2 separate regions of the Homo sapiens genome follow, and region 1 is linked to region 2. The links are chromatin contacts, found by Hi-C in ENCODE. All regions are on one chromosome and are shown on one strand. Each heading gives the region's core, a stretch centred on a gene start or an enhancer-like site at or near the end of the contact. The rest is flanking DNA. Distances are from core to core; before and after follow the strand shown. Region 1 has its middle 49 kb from the start of LINC02961. Region 2 holds the start of LINC02961 (long intergenic non-protein coding RNA 2961).

Evidence for each region. Hi-C counts contacts between places; a loop is a spot of excess contacts on that map. Pooled maps may share reads with other maps.
Region 1: a loop to region 2 is called in a pooled map, with 1.8 times the contacts of the local background. The contact joins the enhancer-like site here to the promoter of LINC02961 in region 2. A Hi-C loop is called at or near these places in 4 of 50 pooled maps.

What each region holds. Positions count from the first base shown.
Region 1 is chr1:234,806,752-234,811,506 of GRCh38, forward strand. No RefSeq gene overlaps it. Among named protein-coding and RNA genes, the nearest start is that of LINC02961, 49 kb to the left of the region's middle. RefSeq lists enhancers at 1-54, 55-638. Within about 2 kb of position 2,945, at least 6 of the 41 ENCODE cell types and tissues checked have a DNase peak (open chromatin) inside an H3K27ac peak, as active enhancers do.
Region 2 is chr1:234,758,389-234,762,952 of GRCh38, forward strand. It overlaps LINC02961 (long intergenic non-protein coding RNA 2961), which reads right to left and starts at 1,668. Exons shown (of 1, transcript NR_148962.1): 1 at 1-1,668. All of the region lies in intron 1 of LOC107985364 (a long non-coding RNA gene), which reads left to right. RefSeq lists enhancers at 2,190-2,769, 2,770-3,347.

The sequences.
Region 1 (4,755 bases), core at 1,695-4,194, 50 kb after region 2:
CACCTTCACCATCAACCCAGGATCAACAATGTGGTAAGAGCTAGGGCCTTGGATGCAAGGAGACTGTGCTGGGATCTTCACAGCCACCTGACACTGGACAAGTGTCACCTCTTTGAGTTTCATCTGAGAAATGGAGGTGACGATGTGACAGTGTTGTTGTGAGGCTGGAGGAGGTACCATGTGTCCAGCATCTACCAGTGCCAGGGAGGTAGGAATTGCTTGAGAGATAATGGACACCGCCCTTACTCATGTGGGGAGAAACGGGAGAAGGTGGCAAGCCATACCCCAAGCCACGTGTAACCCTGATGTGTGGGGAGGCTTCTCTCTTGTTGTCCACTGCAGAGTGCACGACCCCGCCTTCATTTACCAAACCCCAAAGTATCCCTGCAGGCCCAGCTCCTTCTGTGCACCTGAATTCCTGGGGCAGAGCCCACGCCCCTCCTGCTGCTTCTGCTTTGGACACTGTGTGTTTGCATTCTGAGTGTTTGCATTTGTCTCTCCACCTGTCAGCAACTGCTTGGGGATAAGGATTCTGCCTTGCTCAGTGCCCCCTCCTCAGCTCCCGTCCCCTTCCCCGGTGCAGAGGTGCCCAGTGAACGACAATCTAGCCCTCAGCCCCGGCTCTGTCTCAGAAGGTGCCAGTAGCCCCAGGGGTGACCCAAGGCACGGAGGCACATCTGAGGAAGGCCGTGGCAACAAGGCAACTTCTTCTTTCCTCCCTCCCTGTCCTGGTCACTCACTCTTTTCATTCCTGTGGAGCGCTGATGGCTGGTGAGATCGTTGTTTGTCAGCCAGAGCACAGACGACATGCAGGAAGGGCAGACGATATGTCAAAGGTCACCCGCTAAACCCACGGCAGAACCAAGATGAAAATGTGTCACCGCCTCAAGTTCAGACCAGGGATTGGCCTACCCCACACGAGCTCCATGAACAACAGACAACCTCGCACCATTCAGAAAAGATGGTGGACGCTCCGAGTGCTCAACTCGGGTCACCTCCTTGGGCAAAGTGTCTTGTCTTTAAAACTGGAACCAAGCGAGGGTATGTCCAGTCCTGGCTTCAGCTGGGAGTGTCCTGGAAGGCTCTGCCTGACCCCACGTTGAAGTTAGGTTTCCCCGACTCTACCCTGTCACGTCTCCCTGTGGTTTTCTGTGACAGCACTTGTCACATAAATCAATGTCTGTTTTATTTGTAAAATTATTTGTTCAATGTCCAATTCTCCTCCACACTGATAGATAGGAGGACAGGGATGTATCCAAAGGGTTTAGCATACTACCGAGTGTATAATAAGCTCTCAGAGTATGCATCCAACAAGTAGTTATTAAGGTCTTCCACATGCAACATATTGTTCTTGGTGTTAGCAGACTAAAATGATACACAGGTGGATTGATGGAGAGCTTGTTAAAATAATACAAGACGCCAAACTGGGCTATGTGACTGCAATGCTTCCTATTGCTGCTGTAACCAATTATCAAATTTAGGAGCTTAAAACAACATCAACTGACTTGTCATGAAGGAAAAATCAGTCTCACCGGGCTAGGATTGAAGCGTCCAGCAGGGTCAGCTCCTTCCAGAGGCTCTGAAGGGAAAATCTATTTCCTTGCCTGTTCCAGTTTCTAGAAGCTGCCTGCTTTCCTCTTCTAGATCCTCCCTCCATCCTCCAACCCCTCGCGCTCTGATCTCTGCTTCAGCCATCACGTCTCCTTCTCTGACTCTGACCCTCCTGCCTCCCTCCCGTAAGGACCCTTGTGATTCTTAGAAGATCCATTCAGAGAATCCAGGATCATCTCATCTCAAATCCTGAATTTAAACACATCTGTAAAGTCCCTTTTGTCATGCAAGGTAACATAGTCACAGGCTCCCGGGATTACAGCACGGACATCTTTGAGCGCTCATTATTCAGTCTACCCTGGTGACTCATGGAATATGTCTTTTGGAATCTTTTAATGAGGAAGTCTTCCTAAACTGCAGCAGTCTCTTACTCTAAGCCTCAAAACGTTTTAGTCAATTCTGCACTCCACATTTTGGAATCACATCTTACCCAAATCAGAGATTTTGGGTTCTTGTCTGCTCAGCATGTTTACGACATGTGCGTGTGATATGACTACCCGCCTAGTAGCAAGGGGACCTCTCCTGTGGTGGGTTGAATTGAGTCCCCAGCCCCAAAAGATATGCTGATGTCCTAACTCTGATGCCTGTGAATATGACCCTATTAGAAAATAGGATGTAATTGCAGATGTAATCAAGTTAAAATAAGATCCTACTGGATTAGGGCAAGCCCTAAATCCAATGACTGGTGTTCTCACAAAGAGAAAAAGATTTGAATACGGAGACAGAGACAGAGACAGAGGGAAGATGGCCACACGACAGCAAAGGCAGAGACTGGAGAGATGCAACCGCCAGCCGAGAACTGCCAAGGACTGCTGGCAAGCGCCAGAAGCCAGAAAGCGGCAAGGAAGAAGTGTGGTCCTGCGACACATTGATTTCAGACTTCCAGCCTCCAGAAATGTGAGACAATACATTTCTGTTGTTTTAAGGCCCCCAGTTTGTGGTAATTTGTTACAGCATCCCCGGGAAATGAACACACCCAGTCCCCCTCCCCCGCCCCTACACCGTGGGTTCCCGTAAGCTCTCCCTGAAGACCTGCTACGGCAACTGCAGAGCACCCCTGTTTCCCAAGCTACGGCCCGTTTTTTTCACTGTCCCTGACACCGGGTGACAGGGAAAGGCTTTGCCATGGGAATGAACCATCCACTCACACTGCTTTCTGCAGACAGACTCAAAGTCACCACTGTGCAGTCAGTTTTTTCCTTGTTTCTTGGAAAGCACCTCTCAGGACCGTTTCAAGAAAAACAAATTGTGAGGTTAAGGATCTATTTAAAGTGAATCATCAGCTCTAGTTCCAATAACAAACCAGGCCAGTCGGGTCGCTAGGACAAGACTGGAACCACTGTGAGCGTGCACTAACTGTGGGTCAGGCATGAGCGGGTCTCTGCACCCACGTCACCTGGAGTGCCCCCTCCCCCTGTTCACTCGGCAGGCGGCCTTGGTGGCTGCCTTCCCAATCCTCTGCCCAAAAGGGACACAGAACTGCATGCTCACCAAGTAAGAATTTTCAAGCAGCTTTGAAGTACGGTTTACCATCTTGGTGAGCTTAAGAGGAACAGTTTGAACCCATTTAACCCCTTGCACTATTAATCCCCAATTGCTTGGTGAGAACTGGTTGTATGTGTGCAAAGCTCCCTGCTAGCCCTCCGGGAGCGTTGAGTCCTCAGAGTCCATGAGCAGCCTGAATCTGGATGCATCACAGATGCCTGTGTCCAGCTGGAGCTCAGAGGAAGCCAAGCACTTCTTTCATTTCAACATTCCTGACCTGTCTTCCCATAGGTGGTGGCAGTAGAATGAACCACTCATCAACTTTTTTTTTTTTTTGAGATGGAGTCTCGCTCTGTCTCCCAGGCTGGAGTGCAGTGGTGCGGTCTCAGCTCACTGCAATCCCTGTCTCCCAGGTTCAAGCGATTCTCCTGCCTCAGCCTCCCAGAGTAGCTGGGATTACAGGCACTCACCACCACACCCAGCTAACTTTTGTATTTTTAGTAGAGACAGGGTTTCACCATGTTGTCCAGGCTGGTCTCGAACTCCTGACCTCAGGTGATCTGCCCGCCTTTGCCTCCCAAAGTGCTGAGATTACAGGTGTGAGCCACCACACCCAGCCCACTCATCAAGTCTTTATTTGAGCACCCCTATATGCCAGGCACTGGCAATGCAGTGGTTAACCCATTTCTCCATGGAGCATCTGTTGAAGTGGGGGGAAGTAAAGAAAAGATTAAAACAAAATGTAAGCAGACAAGTAAATAAAAGAACTGTGGGCTGAAATAATTGTCGTAAAGAAACTTAGGAGCTAAAACAGAGAACAGACGAGGCCTGACTTTTCACCAGGTGAGCAGGAAATGGCCCTGTGAGGTTACACTCAAGCTGAGACCTAAAGGAAATGAAGGAGCCAGTCAGGGGAAGACTCAGGAAACAGTATTCCTGCCAGTAGAAGACCAGGTGCGAAGGTCCTGGGGCAGCAAAGAGCTTAGCCAGCATTCAAGGACCTGGAAGAAGACCAGGGTGACAGGAGAGTTGTGAGCACAGAGGCTCCCAAGCAAGAGGAGGCTGGAGAGGTTTGCAGGGGCCAAATCATGCAGAGCTTTACTCAAGCGTGGATTTTATTCTAAGTACAATGGGAAGCTCTTGAAGGGTTTTCGTGGTGTGTGTGTGTGTGTGTGTGCGTGTCTGTGTGTCTGTGTGTGTGTGTGTGTGTGTGTGTGCAGGGGAAGGGTGAAGGGATGACATAACATCATCTCCTCCTCTTTTCCCCCTCTTCCTCCTTCTTCTTCTTCCTCCTCTTCTTCTTTTTCTTCATCTTCGCCTTCTTCATCTCTTCCTTCTTCTCCTCTTCCTCCCCCTTCTTCTCAGACGTCCACTTTTGCAGCTATGTGGGGAGAGTTGATGTGAGGTAGGCAAGCTTGCAGGGGAAGGCCTTTTAGGAAGGATGTAGCAGGAACCTGGACTTGGGTCATGGCAGTCACAAGGGAGAGAAGGCGTGATCAGATATCTACTCCAGACGGGATTGATAGGATGTGCTGATAGATTGCAGGGAATGGGAGTGTTGGGGAGGGTCCTGGGTGACTGAGTGTCTGCTTGCTCTTTACAGGGGTTTCTGTCCCACCACAGAGTGGCATACCTGGCTCCTGGGCTCCTGGGTGACCC
Region 2 (4,564 bases), core at 418-2,917:
CATGGAGAAAGAGGGAAAGACGAAGGAGAGTGAGGAAAGACCTGGGAGAGGAAGCCCCGCGGTCGTTTATCATCTATGGGGTGGAGAAATCAGAAGTCCCCACAGCCAACTATAAACCCGCATTGCATCCCTCACCCCAGTGCTGATACTACCTAGGCAAGCTTGGGGCAGTGCGCTGGTGGGAGAGGAGGCCAGGCACCCACCACAATCCCCCCAGGGAGTAAAACTCGGGATGGGGAGGGTGACTGCATCCAGGAAGGACCGTCTCAGCCCAACCTCACCATCGCGTCCGTGCGTGTCTGCTGGAAACCGGTCTCTCCCAAGGTTGCCTAATTTTCTGCCTAAAATATAGGCTGACCTGCAGCTTACTCCTTCGATATGCTGTCTGGTGCGGGGGGGGGTTGGGCTGCTGGGGCTTAAGGAGAGAGTTTGGTGGAGATAAAAAAAGTAATAATAATAAGCCTGATCCACCATTCTGGACACCCTTTCCAGCTCTCTGCTCCATGAAGCTGTGTGTGTGTAAGAAAAACAGGGTGTGTGAGTGTGTGTGTGCGCGCACACCAGCAATCAGTGTGGCGAGGCCAGAGGCTTTCATCACTGAAACACTGAGTTCCTGTTTATAAACATTTGCTCACTGTTTTGTTATGTGGGGGAATTAACCACAAAACATGACCCACGACGTCAAGCCCTCCATCTTCACATCCTTCATACCGCATGCACTTTCTCTCTCTACCTGAAAGCCGCTGAGTAGAAAATAATTTCTCTGCAACAAAGCGGGGAATGCCCAGAGAAGAGAAGGCGCCTCTACACAGACTTGAAGGCTTGAAGGGAGGCTGGGGAGACCTCCCACCGGCGATCACTGACCCATGGGGCTGTCTCTGGGAAAAGTCATCACATGGGCCATGGCTGAAGGCATTACTCTTTCTGGGGCTTTTTGGAGCCCCAAAAGATATTGGGACCAAAACAAATGTATCTCAATGGCATTTGCGCGCCATACTGGGCAGGGGGTGAAGGTCTAGTCTGTATGAAGAGGAGAGGAAGACCAAGCAGAACAGAATGCAGCTGAGACCTTGGGATAGAATGGAAGAGGGGATGGATCCGCTGAGAAGCTTTGGGGCTCCCAGGTTGGGAGGACTTATGCAGACTGAAAGGAGACCTCAGGAGCAGAGTTCTGAGGGGAGGCACTGGCTGTTGAGTTTGTTTTCCTGACCATCCTCCAGATAAGATGGTTCTTTCTGGTGAAAGACTGAGCATGCTGCTATTATAGTTTGGGGGCATCCCAACAGCAGGATGCAAGTGTTCTGCGAACCATATTCCACAGAGTGCTGGGGCTCCAAAGTTACCCTGGAGAGCCCGTGGCAGGGGTGGGGTGAGTCTTGCCCTCTGAGAGCCCTGCCCTGCCTTCAAGAAGAGCAGTTCCTCTTCCATCTGCTTGAGGCATTGGAGCTCCTCACTGGATTTCATGGTAAGAATTCAATCACCAGGAAAAGTTTGGAAGCCTCTGGATCAACGATATCCAAAGTCTCTGATCTCAGCTTGGAGGTGCTTTGAGCCTCTGGCCCCGGTGCTCTGCACTGTCCCAGAGAAAGGGGTGGGCCACTTTTGGTCCTAACAAGCAGTTCACCAAGAACAGGGCAACGGCTAAAAGATGAAGGGTGTCCAGACGCCGATGAGGGATCCCAGGCCCTGGAGAAAGACGGTTACAGGATACCAAGATTCCTGGTGGTTTTCCAGGGCATTCCAGTATTAGAGCCCTCACCCTCCTTCCCGAGGTTCTGCGCTGATCCAGTGCAGAAGCTGCATGCACTGGAGAAATGGCTAACTCTGTGCCCAGGGCTGGACGGAGCAGCATCGCAGATCAAAAGGCCGCCACCCCCAAGAAGTCCATGAAAGGCAATCACCCCTCAAAGCAAACGCTCTTCTTTCCAGGACTCACAGAGATTATCAAGTCCCAGCTCTTGCACCCCCCAACATGCCCTTTCCCTTCCTGCCTCATTACTCTGTTGAAGTTCCATTCCTGTTCCACAACCACCCAGATCTCTCCCGTGCCTCTGCCTTCCTTCCCAATGAGAAGCAGGGGGAATGCTGGGTGCCCATTCTTTAAAACAAACAGGAAGTGGGGGAGGGGGAGCTGGGAGGATTGAGGGGGAAGGGAGAGAATGGCATTCAAGGACTGGAGCTTGACATTCTAATGCTTTGGGCAGGAAGGGAGGAGGCCACCATGCTTTACTAGGTCATGGAGAGGCGGAGCAGGCCTTTGAGCACACGCTCAGGCCAGGGCACCACAGTGCAGGTTGCTCAGAGGCTCCCCGGGCCTAGAGCACGGGCATCAGTTTCACCCACTCTGGGCATTTGCTGCCAACTCGGGAATACCCTTCACTTTTCCATTACTTCTGCATGGCAAATATATGTATAGATATTATCGTGTGTGTATGTGTGTGTGTGTGTGTGTGTGTGTACAATCAAAACTTATCCTCTGTAGCGAAAAAAAAAAGTATTAATTATGTTTTGGATTGTCTTCATAGAGATCTGAGAGCATAATTTAAGTAAATACTGTAGTCATGACTAGCAATGCTATATTATTCTTATTTGAATTTTAACCCTAAGAATTTTCCAGTCTGCTAGCCAAACCAACACTTGGGCACATTTATAGTTCTCAAAAGCTAAACTCATCCCAGTGTTCTCCTGACTACTATGAGAGGTTTGGAGTTCTGGAGTTCGGACATGACACGGTTTCCCTGCATGTGTGATGAGACGTGTGTGGATGTGTCAGAAGATCGGCCTTTGGGTCAATGCGTATTTTGGGTGCTGCTTGCTTCTTGCTCCTTTGGGTGTGCCCAAGTCCCATGGCCTCTTTCAAGAGTTCTGAGCAAACCCATTCCTGTTCCCCTGTCTCATGGTTCGCCAGACATTACTGGGGCAGGAGAAGGGCTGTCAGCTGGGGCAGTCAGCAAGAGTGACTCTCTGATTGCCCTGGCTAGGAGCCCCTTCCTGATACCCAGGTAAGAGCAAACTGTTCCTTGAACTGTGCACACAGGGCATGGAAACCCTGCTTGTCAATGGATTGAAATGAAAATCCCAAATTCTACACTTTCTGTGACAAACAAGCCACTGGGCTTCCTTTGACTTCTTCGTTGTTGTGGACTATGATTCATAACAGTTTAGTATGTTATGCAACTAGATAATCATAACTATATGTGTGTAATATAGCATACTCTATATGTATGTAGTATAGCATACTCTATATGTATGTAGTATAGCATACTACATATGTATGTAGTATAGCATGAACACACACACACACAAAATGTTAGGATGGTGTGTTCCAACACAAAGGCATGCACACTCACAACCACACAGCAACAACCCCTCTAAGCGTTCCACAGCCACCAGTGTCTCAATCAGCCTCGGGCCGCCCTATCGCCTCCTCGCCTCCCGAAGTCTGTTCCATGCACTCGTAATTGTATCGTCTGCATTATCGGGCACATTCCTTTTTTTTTTTTTAAGGTTACTGAAGTGAACTAATTTATTTGGTCTGGTCATTTTAGCACCAACAATTATAGAAGAATCGGCCAATTATTTTTATTTTTATTTATTTTATTGTTTTTTTATTATACTTTAAGTTCTAGGGTACATGTGCACAACGTGCAGGTTTGTTACATATGTGTACATGTGCTATGTTGGTGTGCTGCACCCATTAACTCGTCATTTACATTAGGTATATCTCCTAATGCTATCCCTCCCCCGACCCCACAACAGGCCCCGGTGTGTGATGTTCCCCACCCTGTGTCCAGGTGTTCTCATTGTTCGATTCCCACCTATGAGTGAGAACATGTGGTGCTTGGTTTTTTGTCCTTGTGATAGTTTGCTGAGAATGATGGTTTCCAGCTTCATCCATGTCCCTACAAAGGGCATGAACTCATCCTTTTTTATGGCTGCATAGTATTCCATGGTGTCTATGTGCCACATTTTCTTAACCCAGTCTATCACTGATGGACATTTGGGTTGGTTCCAAGTCTTTGCTATTGTATCGGGCACATTCTTGCCAGCAAAGAATTTCCATTTTGACTAGGTGTCAATGGAAACAGCATCTTCTCCTTACCATTTTATACATCTGATAACTGAAAAACTCTCCGAAGACTAGACTCTGGCACCACACATTGTAAATCCTGTTTCCACTTTCCTATCAGCCTGGCTCTGGGGACACGGGCCACAGGACATGTTTATGCTGGGATATGACCTCAGGCCCTGTCCTCCCTGTGGAAATGCCACAAGAGCCAGCACAGGGGGCTGAAGGTTGTCCCTGCAAGCCACTTCTACATCAGAACAGCTGGCGATAGCTTCATACAGGCTGAAGAGACTGCAAATTGCATCAATGTTCCACCAAATTCAAAATAAATATCTCCCCGACTTAATTTTCACTTAGCCAGATCCCAAAAATGTCCAAAGCCACTTCAATATGACAAGAAACTGATGAGGTGTGTGGAGGCAAAGTTGAGGTGAAAAGAGACAAAAGTCTTTTTTTTTTTTTTTTTTTTTGAGATGGAGTCTTGCTCTGTCACCC